Linked DNA regions of Mus musculus: region 1 is linked to region 2. Evidence: chromatin loops called from intact Hi-C (ENCODE). Cell type or tissue: left cerebral cortex. All regions are shown on one strand.

Region 1 (8,000 bases), 1.5 Mb after region 2:
ACTTAAGCTCTGTGGTTAGGTGGATTGTAGCATGCCTATGGAAGGCTTAACTGCCAGCACCTGCATATAACATAATACATACCATATTTGTCTATTTGGGCCACAATTACCTTACTCAGGAAGTTTTTATTCTATCTTCATCTATTTACCTGCAAATGATTTCTTTTAAACAAGTGAGTAACATTTCATTGTATAAATGCACCATACTGTAAACCTGACTGTTGTTTTGATTTGTGTTGCTCCAATGACATGGAGAGGTGAGTAAGCACAGTTGTGTATTAACAGATAGATCATCACCCCTAGGTATTAAGTGTCTGATTATCAAACATTGTTCATTTGGCAGATGTTAAGCTACACGCCTCCTTCAAGATATTTCAGCTGAACTTGATGTCTGGCAGCTGAGTCTTCCTACCCTAGTTTATTAAACTATCTATCTGTCATTCATCTAGACCAGTGTCCCACAGAAGAAACATAAAGTATGCTGTCATCAGGACAAAGCAGGTAGCAAATCAAGTAGTCTGAGTGCATTTGCAGAAGTGTAAACAAGAAAAACCACAGATGTGAGCTTCACGACTTGGCCCCACAGTGGCTGTTGTTCATTCCACAGAGTCTTGTGTTCATTCTCCACCTGAGGCCTCAGAGAGATCCCAGTGCCTTCATGATGTGGGCCAGACGAGCACCTGCCTCCTTGTGTTCTAATACAAGTCTCCTGTCTATTCTGCTTGTTTTTTCCAAGGAAGCTAGTAAATACATCTTCCAGAGTCCCTCCAAAGTGACTTCCATAAACAACTTGGGGTTTCATCCCAAGGGAAGAAAAATCAAACATGTCTGACCAATTGTGTCGACTCACCCATCAGTCCTTCTTCTGTCCCACTAACATGCAAAGAAAATGTAGGTTGATATGCCATCTCTGTCAGGTGCCATTCGTTTCTGTACCCTGGAGTCTGACTTGCTGGATGAGTACAGAGACAAGAGTTAATGTGTTGATAATATTCCCACAGAACAATCCTAGAAGTAGTTCTTCTACCTCATCATGATATCAACATTGAACATAGGGAGTTATTCTGAGAGACAAATGAAATATGAACGCTGTTGAAACCCATACAGAAACAGTGTTTAAGATGTGGCATTTCCAAGTCACAAGGACTTAGCTATTTAATCGTACATGCCAATTTCAATGTATCTCTGTACTGAAAACAAATAATGAAATTAATAAAAGAAACAATTTCACAACGTGGAAGATGACATCATTCAATAACTCATAGATATAAGTTGTTGGTAAAACTTATACTGACCAGTGTATTTTAGAAGGCGATAGCCTGGTAGATTCTCTGATGATGAATACCCAACCTGGAAAGACTTGAAGCATGAAGATATCCAGGCTCTATGTCAAAGCAACTAAACTACAATCACTTTTCCTTCTTTGGAAGGCAGCTATGCTCACCACTACATAACCAACACAGGTTACTTTTTCCTTTTCTGAAAACAATAAAGTCACATAAAAGAAACAAAGAGAGATTCATACAAAATTTGAATGATTTAAGATTCAAGCTCTTACAATAAATCAAGACTCTTTACACAAATGAATAATTATGGGGAGATGATTTAATTATATTGTAATCTCAAAAATAAAATAAAAATTAATTAATTAAAAATAAAGGAATTATTACTATAAGGTCATATGTAGTTGCTAATAGTATCTTGGGGGCTGGAGGGATTAAATATGATTGGATAGAGTCTTCATTTCGTTTTTTGAGAGGAAAATCATGAAGAACATCTGCCACCTATCCAAGGGTTTGCCTCCCCTTGGCACTCTCAAAGACTGGGTTGGTTTCTTGCAGGAGTCTGTGCCCCCCGAAGGCAGCTAGCTCTGCACGCTAGCACCCGCGTCTGCTCCCATCAGGCAACTGATAGCACAGAAACGCGAGGTACATCTTCCTCACACTTCGATTGGCCTAAACACCAGCTCACTCGGGAACACAGATGCTGAGATAGAAATAGTCTAATTTCTCTGGCTCCAAGAAGCAGATGACAAACGGGGATGACAGGGCTGAAGCAGGGGAGAAGTGCTGCTGGAGGTGGCATGCCAGCAACAATGTATGGCATCACTGCTGCTCAGAAACCTGTCCAAAATAAACGGAGAGCCAGAGAAGAGGAAGAGCTTGGCTGTTTCTTCCTCTTCTCCCGTGACTCTATAAGGATAGATGTGACAGCAGATGTGCTTACTCCCCTGAGAAAGTCATTTCAGCACTAGCTTTTCCCCAAGGAGGAAGCAGATGGAGAGAAACTAGGCGGCAGTAGCCGCTGCTGCTGCTGCTGCTGCTGCTGCTGCTGCTGCTGCTGCTGCTGCTGCTGCTGCTGCTGCTGCTGCTACTGCTGACCCTGGATCATCAGGAGAAACAGGACTATGGAGCAGGGAGGTGATTATCAGAAGACTCTTAGACCTGTTGCCCCAAAACCCTCACTCAACACTCTGAAATGTCATCTAAAGATAGTGGCAACACGCTGCATTTTGTATGAAAGAATTATACCTCCGGACCCCCTTATAAACAGGACAACTCGGCAGGAGACAGGGAAGGCAGCCACAGAGATGAATAGCACAGGGATTTTGGCCACTAAGTGACAGTCCAGTCCTCCATCCAGGCTGTGTTTTGACATAATCACCAGCATTCTTTCTTCTTAGAGATGGTGCCCTTCCCACCTACGTATCACCTCACAGAAAAGTATCTGTTCCATTCAGGCTGCATTATCCAGGAAAGCAGCATAATTGGGTGAAAGCAAAGAAAAAGAGGAGAGAGAGGGGGGAGAGAGAGAGAAAGATCTGCTGCCTTTCTTCTGACTTTACTGAAGATTTAAGCCTGGAGGATATGGTGAACTCTTGTAATGGATAAAACATTTCCTTGAAAGATAGAGATTCTCCCTTTTCCAAAGTAAGGATGACACACGAAAGGGAGAGGGTGAGCAGAGGGCTTAATGAGGAAGGGAAGACAGGGCCAAGCCTGTTAAAGGCATAGGGAACACAAAACATTCCCAGCAAAGGGCAACTGTGACATTGTTCGAGCATTCAGGAGCTGAAGGGTAGCTGAGTTTTTGTCCTTGGATCAGCAGCCTGCACTTGAGACAATGCCAGAAGTTCCTCTCATGGCAGCTGCATCCACAGAGAATGTAACTTCATGAGCAGTCAGCATTCTGACCAGCGACCACCCAGCCATGCACATCTTTCTAGATCTAGAGACTTAGCCTTTTCAGGACTCACACACAATGTTGCTACATTCCACAAAAGAATAGTGGTACCCGGCAGCCGAAAAGCCCTTGGACCTGCTGCTCAGCAGTACTTAGGCAAGCAGAATAAAATCTGTCAAGATTATCCCTGAGCCAAGAACCTGGTAAATATATATGTGTATATACATATATATATATATATATAATTATAGATGATACAGAAAGCATAATTAATATAAGTATCAACATTTTTTGCGAGAAAAGAGAAAGAGGACCTGAACTTAAATTTGGGAGTCAAGAGAATATTGACTTCATGAAAAAGTTGCTATGAGGGGCTGGCTCATCTAGAAAAGTGAGCAGTGGAAAGATCCAGAAGGTAAATGTAGCACAGAAACAGGGTGTACTGGTTAGTGTCAACTGTCAACAGATTGGCCTTGAATCACTGGGGGGGGGGGGGGGGGAGTTTTAATTGAGTCTTAATTGAGTAACTCTTTATCAGGTTGGTCTGAGCATGCTTGTGAAGGGTTGTCATGATTTCTGTTAATTGCTGGAAGAGGATAAAAATCACTGTGGGTGGTACCACTCCCTGTGAGCGCCCGACTGGCCAGCAAGAACGACGTCACAATAGGATCCTTTTGCACACGTTTATTGGGAGAGCATTGACTGTGTAGGCGAAAGACCCTGAGCCCAGAAATGGTGTTGTTTATATAGGCCTAGGAGTGACGTGTCCATACCTGATTGGTTATGTTACCAGTACCTCATTATTATGCGTCAGGCCAGGCAGTGACTCAGCAAAAAAACTCTTATGCACATGCGCACATTGGTTGTTTACCCATAATCATGGGCGGTGGCCAGTGGTAGCCAGCGCCATCTTGTAATGGCATTTGCGGCTTCCCACATCTACTTAGGTGATTCTAGGGGCATCTAAGGAATCTAGCAGAGCATGAACCTGAACCAGCCAAAAGTGAGTCAACAGGTTTCTTTTTCTGCTTTAAGATTCTGCTTAAGTCCCTGCCCTGGATTTCTCAAGGATGGGCTGTGACTTGGAAGCAGAAGTCAAACAAACCCTTTCCTGTATTTAGTTGTTTTGGTCAGTGTGGTAACATCTGCAGAAAGCAAAGTGGGGCAGAAAGTGAAGAAGGGTGGGCTGGAGGTAGAAACAAGGGCAAACCAGAGCAACAGAAATACACAAACCCACAGTGCCAGCCACTACCCAGACTCATTTTAGAGGCTTAGTACTAAATGGCAAGAAAAGCAAAAGTTCTGATGTATCAATTTAGAAAAAGCTGTTATCAAGTACTAAATGTCCCTTAAGGAAAATTAAGGGAAATTGGAATAGAAATTCAATATATTGCACAAATAGAAAATTATGTGGGAGGCATAAAAGGAATGTCTTAGAACTTACCTAAGCTTTAACGATTAGGAAAACCGTACTGAACCTTTTCTTTAGTACTTGCTAGGGACTATATAAAGCAGTGGTCCCCAACCTTCCTAATGCTGTGGCCCTTTAGTACAGTTGTGGCAACCCCCAACCATAAAGCTATTTCATAAATATGATTTTGCCACTGTTGTGAATCATCATGTAAACATCTGATATGGAGAATATCTGATATGTGACCCCCCCCCAAAAAAAAACCACAAATTGCAACCCGTAGGTTGAGAACCACTGATTTAAAGCAACTATAACTGAGGACCTATGTGAGAACTGAGATGCACTTAAGACTAGCTGCTTTTGGAATTTCCCCCAGCTGAGGAAGGGCATGGGGATAACTCCCTTCATCAAGGCAGATAATGTTACTGCGCTCCTCTGAGAGAACCCTGAACCTGGTTACCGGTTTTAGTGCCCATTATTTATTACAAAGGCAGACCAGTATCACAAAGGTAAGAACTCCCTGGGTCAGAATGTTATGTCTCCAGCCCAGAGTTTGAAACCACACTTTTTCCGCTTGAGGGTTTTTTTTAATAAATAAATAAATAATATCAAGGAATACTTTAGAACATGGCTTTTGTTTCTTACAGGTAAATATTTGAGTACCTGCAGCTGCAGATCAAAAGGATTCCATCCTCACTTATACCAAGTATGATTTTGATTGTAAAAAGATCCAAAATACTTTCCGTTCCTCCCGTTTGTTCTATTGGAATAATTGGGAAGCAGGAATTTTCTTAACAAGTAGAAAGCTGGCCAGGGAAAATATTCCAACACTGTACTGTAGTAATGCCAATAGCACATCCCGTTTGGATCTAACATTCCCTGAATCTTTTAGCGAGCTCCATTACTGGCATCTTTTAATTTGCCCATAGACTCGACCAACAACTTATCCCCATGGTTAAATGGCTTGTCCAAGATCAGGAAGAACAGTTGTGGAGATCGTCAGTCAGACCCGGCACAGTTGCTGCTGCTGCAGGTTTCTGTAGTTTAACAGCAGATTGGGACAGTATTATATACCATCGCACCCATGGAGCTAGAATCTAGGCCACTCAGCCAAACCAAGTGGGTTGCGGTGTCAGCTGGAATTTTCCTGCACTATCTGTGTTCCATCCTGCCACACTGAGTGTGGCTCAGACAGGTACAACTGACACAACTCACCTGGGGATCTTTGATATTCAGATAATAAAGGAGTCATTCCTTCACTTTAGTGTTGTTTTCCACTCTGTCTCCTTCATTTCAATAAGTCAATCTCAGTTTTCAAACTTAAAAACACAATGTACTTGTGTAAAACGCAAAACAATATACCACAACTTTTCCATATTCCCAAGTTGGAATTCAAACCATTTTCCATCAGTTTATATCCCCCACAAGATATTTTATACCATTGGCAGTTAAATAGCGAATAATTTATGTATTTTAGATAGGCAAGAGGCATGCCAAGGAATGTATGCAGAGATCAGAGAATTAAGTCCAGGAATCACATTTCTCCTTCCACCATGGCTTCCGGGAATCAAACTCAGAATGTCAGACTTGGCAGCAAGTGCCATGACCTGTGGAGGCATCTTGCCAGCCTACTGAATAACTTTTAAAATGCATATCATATTAGACTCTACCTAGAGTGTGTAAAATGTCATTGTAAGGTGGAGCCTGCCAATTGCCAATATTTAGCCTATTTTCCCATGTAAACAGAATGCTGATTCAGAGTCCAGCTAGAAGTTGGTTTTCTAAGTATTTATTTATTTATATTATTTATATGAGTCTTCAGACACACCAGAAGAGGTTATCGGATCTCATAACAGATAGTTGTGAGCCACCACGTGGATGGTGGGAATTGAACTCAGGACCTTTAGGAAGAGTAGTCAGTGCTTCCACTGAGCCATCTCTCCAGTCCTAGAAGTTGGTTTTCAAGATAGAGTAGTTATCTGGTACCATGCAGCTCCTGAAATGTAAGCAGGAGACGCCGGGGACCATAAGGGAAAGGTTCACTCTCCAGACAAGGGCAGCACCTCTTGGCCTGTTCGTTCTTTCTATCTGCAGAGCTCCGAAAGGCCAGAGGTGGAGCATGTTGGCTCCATGAGGTGAAAATCACATCTGCAGATGGATTTTCAGAAGAAAGGCATCCCTGCTCCCATCGCTCTGAGAACCACTGTCAGAGTCCCGGATGAATGCAAGTTGGACCTAATGAGAGCAAATAACCCTTGTTTGAATAATCAAATATTGACCGTCCCATATTATTGGAAGCTAACTTGTTTAACACACCATGTTAATACAGATATAACAGCATAATCTAACCTATTGGTACAATGACTTGGGAAAAATCTAATAACGAAACCGGTGAAGATTGCAGTAGGCAAGCACACACTGAGGCTTCTGTGGTGTGAGTTTACACCACAGAAGATGAGAAGTCAGGGATGATTCCTTCGGAAAGAGAAGACATTCGCTGGCAAGAAATCCAATCAATAGAGAAAGCACAAAGGTATTAACTGAAAGCAATGGGTGGCATCATTTCTTTGCATGCTTAGCCTGCTCCAGGCAGAATTCTATTGGTAAGCAGAGCTGTGATGTGGAGACTTCATTGATTCTCCTCAGTCATTGACATCACTCTGCTGAACTACTTGGTGTGTGTTTAGTGTGTGTGTGTGTGTGTTGTATGAGCATATTATGTGCATATGTGTTTACATGTGTACAGGCAGAACATTGGATGACATACCTTTTCACTCTCCTGCTTATACATTTAAGGGATGGTCTCTCTTCATCTGAATCTGGAGCGAGTTTTGTGGCCATCAATCTCCAGTATTATGTGTGAGCACCAATTACATGGATGCTTGGATTTGAACACAGGTCCTCATATTATCCTCATGGATAATTATGCATTGCTTCACAGACATGAACTCTGGCACAGCCAAAGAACCGCTAGCATTTATTTGTCTTGTTTTTCTATGCATCAATACATGATTAGGCTGAATAAGCCTAACATATTAACTAGGAAATATGTTGCTGCTCTATGAAATGTCTATGCTTTGAGTAAGATTTGGGGGCTTGGCTCATCTCAGGAGTGCCACGGTGGGCCTGTAAGACCTGCTCTTTCTACAGAATCCTCCCTGTTTCCAAGACAAGGAATTGTCACAGAGCTGTAGCTCAGTGGATACCAAATAGACAATCTCTTGAGGATATGTAGGAAGGGTGTGCTGAGCTTTGTCTGACCTCACAGTGGCACAGTGTGACCAATCCAACCTTAGCTTGGATTTAATAGCATTTAATGAAGAGCTTCAAAATGCAGCTCCTATAATCCTAAGTATGGTTCTTCACTGACTTCTACACTGCATTCTTATACTTAGTTGTAGAGCTC
Region 2 (8,000 bases):
CCTCTCGAGGAGCCGTGCTGCTGATGCTCCCCCTGAGTCAGCTGCCCCCGCTTTGTTGAGCATAGCTACACCAGATTTGAGACCAGACAGGAGACACAGCAGTGAACCACAGGCAGACAGACAGAACTCTAGAGTATTCCTAACAAAACAGAGGCCTGACAAGGAAGAATACATGTTGACAGCATTTCTTAGGATACGCTTCAAGGAACCCATTAAAACATCTCCACAGGCTACAGACTTCAATCAGCAGAAGATGTTCTGGATCCCGTGTACCGTGGGGCTGAGCTTCCCAGTGACCCCAGCACAGCAGCCAACACTGCATGGCCGGAGTAATTAAACAGATCGTGGTGAGTGCCCTTGAGAGAGAACTCATGGCCAGCTACAGGCAAACTTTTCCGCAGTATTATGTTCAGGTACACTCAGACACACCCAGCCTGATCTAATGGAGAGCTTGATTAACGGGGAAAGCTTTATTAGAAAGGAAGGCTTGTTTTCTGCCGAAAGAGACAATGTTTTGAAAAACCCTTCTGCAGGTACCATGTAAGCTTTCAAGGGAAAGGAACAACGAGTAGTGTACGCGGCCATGACGTCATCTGTGCTGGATAGTCTACAGCCACTTGGTCCAAGCTAGAGATATGGGAAAGGAGGGGGCTCAGTTGAGGAAATACCTCCATAAGATCAGGCTGCAGGGCATTTTCTTCATTAGTGACTGATGAGGGAGGGTCCAGGCCATTGTGGTTGGTACCCTCCCTGGGCTTGTATTCCGGGTTATGTTATAAAGTAGGCTGAGGAATGCATGATGAGCAGGCCAGTAAACAACATCCCTTCATGGCCTCTACAACATCTCCCACCTCCAGGTTTCTTTCTCGAGTTCTTATTATAATTTCCCTCATCTGTATTTATCACCTTGCACAAAACTCAAGTCTAAGTGGATCAAAAATCTCAATGTAAAATCAGATACACTGAATCTAATAGAAAAGAAACTAGGGAGTAGCCTTGAAATCCTTGGCACAGGAGACAATTTCCTGAACAGAACACTAATGGCTCGGGCACTAAAAGCAACTATTAATCAACGCCGTTCATGAAACTGAAAAGCTTCTGGAAGTCAAAGGACACCATCAATAGGACAAGACAACAGCCTACAAACTGGGGGAAAAGCTTCACCAACTGAACATCAGACAGAGGGCTAATATCCAAAATATGTAAAGAATTCAAGAAGTTAGACACCAACAACCCGAGTAACACACTTTAAAAATGTACAGAGCTAAAAAAAAATCCTTAACAGAGGAGTATCTACTGACTGAGAAGCACTTAAAGAAATGTTCAGCATCCTTAGTCATCAGGAAAATGCCACTCAAAACAATTCTGAGATTCCACTTTACACCCATCAGATGGCTAAGATCAAAAACTCAAAGAACAGCAGATGCTGTCACAGGTATGGAACAAGGGGAACACTCCTCCATTGCTGGTGGGAGTGCAAACTTGTACAACCACTCTAAAAATCAATTTGGTGGTCTCTCAGAAATTTAGGAATAGTTCTACCTCAGGACACAGGTATACTACTCCTGGGCTTACAAAAGATGTTCTACAATCCCAGAAGGACACTTGCTCAACTATGTTCATAGCATCTTTATTTATAATAGCCTGATACTGGAAACAACCTAGATGTTCCTTTCTTGACTGAAGAATGGTTCATTTACACAATGGAATACTACTCAGCTATTAAAAGCAAAGACATCATGTATTTTGCATGCAAATGGATGGAACTAGAAAATATCCTGAGTAAGGGAGGGAACTGGATGGGATGGGGGATAGGAAAGGGAGTGAAGGTAAGGATTGGGTGTAGGGAGAGCAGGGAAGAGAGACCAGAAATTGGAGGTAGGTGGTGGTGGTGGGGCACACCTCTAGGATGTGCCAGAGACCTGGGATGTGGGGAGTCTCCTGAGGGTCTATGGGGGTGACTCTAACTGAGACTAGCAGTGGAAGATATGGATCCTGAACTGGCGACTGCCTGTACCTGTGCAGGACTCTCAGTGGAGGGATAAGGACACCAACTCACCCCACAAAACCTTTGACCCAAAATGTGTCCTGCCTTCAAGATAGAGCAGAGATGGAGGGAATGGCCAACCAATGACTGGCTCGAACTTAGACTCATCCCATGTATGAGAACCAATCTCTAACACTATTAACGATATTCTATTATGGTTGCAGAGAGGAGCCTAACATAACTGTCCTCTGAGAGGTTCCACCCAGCAGGTAATGGAAACATACAGAGACTCCACAGCGGAACATTAGATGGAGCTTGGGGAATCTTATGGAAAAGTTGAGGACAGAGATGCCACAGGAAGACCAGCAGAGTCAGCTAACCTGGACCCTTGGGGACACCCAAAGACTGAATCACCAACCAAAGAGCCAGCATAGGCTGGACCTAGGCTTCCCAAACATATGTAGCAGATGTGCAGCTTGGTCTTCATGTGGGTCCCTTAACAACTGGGGCAGGCGCTGTTCCTGACTCTGTTGCCTGCCTGTGGATTTCATTCCCATAACTGGGCTGCCTTGTCTGGCTTCAGTGGGAGAGGATGTGCCTAGTCCTGCAGTGACTCGATGTGCTGGGGAGGGGGTATTGATACCCAAGGAGGGCTCCTGCTTCTCAGAGGTGAAAGAGAAGTGGGGGGGGGGAATCTGTGTGAGGGGGCACTGCAATGAGAGAGGGTGCTGATATTGGGATGTAATGTGAATTTTAAAAAAAGTGCAAACAGTCCAACTGGATTAACTCAAGCTACAAAACTTCTATGTGAAGAGACAACATGAAACTGGGAGAAAATATTTGCAATCTCCATCTGATAAAGATTAGTATCCAGGATACATAAAACAATCAAACAATTCAGAGCCAGTGAGATGGCTCAATAGGTAAAGGTGTTTGCCACCAAGCCTCATGATCTGAATGCCAGTCCAGGGCCCAGCATGGTAGAAGGAGGGAACCAATTTAAGTTATCCTCTGACGTCCACAGCCATGCAGTGGAATGTGTATGTACCCCCTCCCCCACAGTACATAAATAAATAAAAAGTGTAAAAGATGATTTGGATACTCAGTTCTCAGAAGACATACACGTGTATTTATATAAGTGTAAGTATACAATATAGAGGCCTAAACATTTGAGATAAGTTTAGTATTGTTTATCATCAACAAAATGAAAATGAAACTCACCCATGTAGGATGGTGTGGTGGTTTGAATAGGAGTGGCTCCCATAGGCTTATAGATTTCAATGGTTGATTATCAGGGAGTGGCACCTCTATTGGAAGCCAATCAATGAGATGAGGCAAGGGGAAGGTATATAAGGCATGGCAAGTGAGGAAGAAACGAAAACTGTTTCTATTAACACAGAAAGCTTAAAGGTGCGGCTGGAGAGATGGCTCAGTGGTTAAGAGAACACACTGCTCTTGCAGAGGACCAGTTTAGCTCCTGGCCCTGATGTAGAGCAGCTTACAAACATCAGGACAACTGACACCCTCTTCTGGCCTCTTCAGGTACTTCATGCTTTTGTGCAGCCCTCCTCCCCCCCATACACAAAGACAGGCATTTGTATAATTAAAAATAATTTTTAAAAACTTTTTTTAAAAAGGAAGATATCTACAAAAGCTCCCAGAACTAATTAAGTTTAGGAAGTATATATTGCATAAAAATCATATCTTGAAAAATCAACTGTGTTTTACTAGCAGTGAAAAAAGTGTACTGGTTGTTTATAGAAAAGGAAGAAAAGAAAGAGATGAGAGAGGAAAAGAAAATAGAGAAAGGAAAGGAAGAGAGGCGAGAATACAAGGAAGCTGAATGTGACTGCTCACTCCCATAATTCTAGCATTTGGAGGGTGGAGGCAGGGCTATTGTGAGCTTCAGGCTAGACTACACTATACAGTGCCTATATATTGGCTAAAAACAAAAGAACATCTATTAGTGTATATCTAACTAACTATGGGCACGCATGCACACACGCACACACACAAACACACAATCATGTACATACACACACAGAGCGGGGGTCTGTATGTTGCAGAGTTGCAGATAAGAATGCAATGTTTTTAGTAACTGAAATCTGGAAACCTCTTAAATAACCTTCACTTGTACAAACAGTGACAGGCCCTGCTGACAGCACTCGATCAGCAGGAAAAGGGAAGAGGCGATATGCTCTACATCTAACAACACGAGTGATCCTCCAGTGTACTGTGTAGAGCGGGAGAAGCCAGGCTCAAAGGCTGTACGGTAGGTAGCTGAGGGCAAGAGTGGCACAGCAGCTCACATTGAGTAATTTGTAAATAATGTGTGTTTAATTCACACAGATCAGGGGGCAGGGAAGTCCAGGTTCCAGGAGAGCAGACCAACGTCCACTGAAGGCCAGCTGCTTGCTGGTGATGCGACCAGTGTCTGTTCTCCCATTGTGAGAGGAGGAAACCTTTCTTTTATTACCTTTTTGTTTACTCCCTGTGTGTGCGTGAGTGTGTGAACTCAGGTAACCCAGCTTGATGATGGGTGCGTTTACCTGCAGAGCCACCTTGCGGGCCCTTGGGCCTCTTATATCAGAACACTGATCCTACCTGTAAATTCTCTGCACTTGTGACTTAACCACCTCCCCATGTTCCCACCTCTTAACACAAACGCATCGGGAGTCAGGTTTCAGCACATGAACCAAGGAGGACAGAATCACACACCACAGCAGCAGGATTCCGTGTATATGACATAATTCTGGAGCAGGCAAAGATCCAGATGAGCAGATGGGACGTTCTGCTTTGGGAAGTCCTAACAGCAGCCTGAGAGAACATTTCAGGAGTCTCGAGCCTGTTCCGTAGCAAACCTGCTGTGCTGATCACATAGTTTTGTGCATTTTTCAAAATTCACAGATGGTTTACCAAAAGTACGATGTATTCCTGTATTTAAAGCTTGGAGACTCCAAGAACACTGGGGATAGCCATGCAGAATTTGGAAGAACCAGAGGAGAGTAAGGCTGAAAAGTTTTGTGACTCTTGCTAACCAGGAGGAACTTTCTCCCGAAGAAGAATACAAAAGGCTGCAGAGTACTTCCCTGGCAAGCTCAAGGTCCAGGCTTCAGCACTGAACAAACAAACAAACAAACAAAACAAAACAAAAACAAAAACAAAAACAAAAAAAACCAAAACAAAACAAAAACCAAGCAAACCACCCAAAAGCAGACAGTTTCAGTCTCCGAAGTCATCCCCTCACCCTCCTACTCTCACTGACCGTTGCCTCGTCCTTGAGTTCTCCAAGTTCAGCCTGTCTAAGTGTCCTCCTATTGGTATTGCATGCTGCCAGACGGATCCACAAGGCCCCTCTATTACACTTTGAGCAACTCTGCAGAATACCCAGTAACACTGCTCAGGCTTCTGGCCGATAGAAACTGTGAGGTAACACATAGGCTTTGTTTTAAGCAGCTAAATTTCTGGCAAATTGCTTGTAGTGAAGGAAACCTACATACAAGTAGAAGGAAACCATTGATGGGAGAGCCAGGGTGATGAAATTGTTTAGTGAACCTTTTAATGTATACTTGATTTATTTTTATTTTATGTATCTGGGTGTTTACCTATGCCTTGGGCATGCCTGCTGTCAGTGGAGGTCAGAAGAGGATATTAAATTCTATTGCAATGGAGTTCCAGATGGTTGAAGGCTGCCACTTGTATGGTGGGAGCCAAACCTAGGTCCTCTGCAGGTGCAGCAGATGCTTGCAATCACTGAACTGTCTCTCCAGCCCTATACTTTTGAATTTAAGACACAAGAAGAGATTATCTATTTAGGACAAACTTAAATTAAAAAAAAAAGAAAGTGAAAACAAATCCCAAAGCTCTTAAGTAGGAGGGGGAAGTTCCGCTAGGCCTAGTTTCTCTACAGAGTTCTGCTTCATGCTCCAGGTCTTCCCAAATGTGCAGTTACCACCCGGTAGTACGGGGCTCATCCTGATATCTTTGCTGGCCATAAGTCAGTTCCAGAAGGTGAGGACCAGCAGCTGGAGAAATAACGAGCGTGGAGGTAAGCTCCCAGTATTTTTTAAGGAATGCGCACATGAGGACATGCAGGGACAGTGTGGGAGGATTGTGTCAAGCTTCCTCCGGACTCTGCAATATAACTTTCCTTCTCTCAGTTGCAGGAGAAGCCACCCCCCCACCCCCAAATCCATGTTCTTATACTTTTGGAAATGCCTTCTGTCTGCTCTCATCAGCGACAACACTTCTGAGATGGTTTGGAAATATTTATGCAGCCAATCCCGGTTACAAACATCGGCAGTAGGGAAGAAGTCAATGGAAATCGGAGAGACAATTAAACAAGACTCTGAGGAAAAAAATAAGGCATAGCAGAAAACACACAGCAAGCATGCCAGAGATGGTAGGAGTAGGCCAGAGTATAGACATGCATCGGAGGCGATAGCTCAAGGCCCTGGGCTGTAAAGGCAGAACTAGTTTCCTGTCAAGGAGAGAATTTTGTTTTGCTGTGTTCAGCCTGGTGCTCATCTGCATGGCTGAAACTTGTACTTCTCTGGGTGTGACATAGGCAGGACGGTGGGGCTAGCTCCCAGAAAAGGAAGTTTTGCTCTTCTTTCCCCTCATGGGACTGTGTTAATGTGCTGCCAGGTCACTAGCAGTTTGTAATCATGTTTGTGTCCACGGTGACAAGTTCCCCAGGGAGACACCGGGAATTCCAGAGATGGTGTTGCTGCCCAGTTGTGTGTGTCCAGAGGTCACTTTGCTGCTCTGCTCGGGGTCTGAGAAGCCAGGAGAAGAAGAACCCGGTGGATATGGAGTGCCGGCATGAGAGTGTCTGCCAAGATCAAAATGTTCTCCATCGTTGCGAGTAGATGAGATCTTAGAACCTGGAATCACACAGTCCCAGCTCCAGCAGGGCTTCTGGCAACAGCCCCAGTGTCTTCAGCTACAGACATCACCTCTGAAGATGCCAAGAAAAGCAAACACAGGCCCCGATCTCTTGTTGCACCAACTGGAATGGAGCCCGCAGCAGCAGAGGAACTGAGCTGAGAGACAGCTTTCCTCTGACTCTGAATTTCCCACCACCCCTCCCCCATCCGGATCCAGCAAACAAACAACAGACTTGTAATAAAATGTGCAGGTGTGACGGACGACTTTCTATTCCGAGATGCTGGGATAAAATGGCGTGCGGTAGGTCCCAGCAAGACGAACAGGACAGGAGGGAACCCCCAAAGGCACAGATTTCATTCCAGCCGTGGGAACGGGCTCCTTCTAGTAGCCTAAACTGGTGTCCTTCGCATACCCTCTAGACAGCCCCTGAGAAACGATTCCAAGTTTATCTGCGTGGGGAAAGAGGGGGAGGTGTGAGTGGGATGGAGACGAATCTACAAGCCTCAAGAGCCAAGTGACAAAGTACCGCTGAGGGATCCTAGCTGTCCAAGCTTGGCGACAAGACTGGAAAGCCACAAGAGGAAGAGCCTTCCTTAGCATCGGGAATGGTGAGGCAGAACTGATAATATTTCGAGGGAAGCTGCCAAGGAGAGGGAAATGTCTATCATTTACCAAAGAGAAACATTGGTGGCACACAGTGAGTGGGTAGGGGGTCTGGGGGCTGAGGAATGTGACAACAGAGTCTGAGTCTGTGGCGATGCAGGTGCCCCAGCTGCACACAAAGCTTTAGCTCTGATTAGATGATTTTAATGCTATTTCTAGTTAGATGCTTCCTTTCTAGACAGTCAGTGGGCAAATATAAAGTAAAGACATTACTCTTAAAGACAACTACTCCTGGACCGGGGAAATACCTCCGTTGGTACAGTGCTTGCCTTACAGTTTGTAGTGTGCACGAAGTCTTGGGTTCAATCTCCAGCACCATATAAGCCAGGGATGGTAGTATATATCTATAATTTCAGCACGTGAGAGGTATATAAATGCAGGAGAATCAGGTCAAGCTCACCCTCAGCTACATAGTGAGTCTGAGGTCAGCCTATGCTACATGAAACCCTGTTTTAAAAGA

The links. Peaks named below come from ENCODE experiments on the same cell type or tissue, not always from the same donor. Only the 100,000 strongest peaks of a DNase experiment are listed, where the experiment ranks them.
Region 1: a loop joins it to region 2, with 4 times the contacts of the local background. A loop is called at or near these places in 6 of 42 quality-filtered maps.

The regions. Positions count from the first base shown.
Region 1 is chr3:29,041,621-29,049,620 of GRCm38, reverse strand. It overlaps Gm33154 (a long non-coding RNA gene), which reads left to right and starts at 4,074. Exons shown (of 3, transcript XR_389637.2): 1 at 4,074-4,186; 2 at 5,242-5,300; 3 at 5,524-5,853. In left cerebral cortex, no CTCF peak of the experiment used is centred here; DNase peaks (open chromatin) are centred at 2,075 and 3,079.
Region 2 is chr3:30,545,917-30,553,916 of GRCm38, reverse strand. No RefSeq gene overlaps it. Among named protein-coding and RNA genes, the nearest start is that of Mecom, 40 kb to the right of the region's middle. In left cerebral cortex, a CTCF peak has its summit at 3,549 (motif pointing left); DNase peaks (open chromatin) are centred at 3,484, 4,793, 5,910 and 6,946.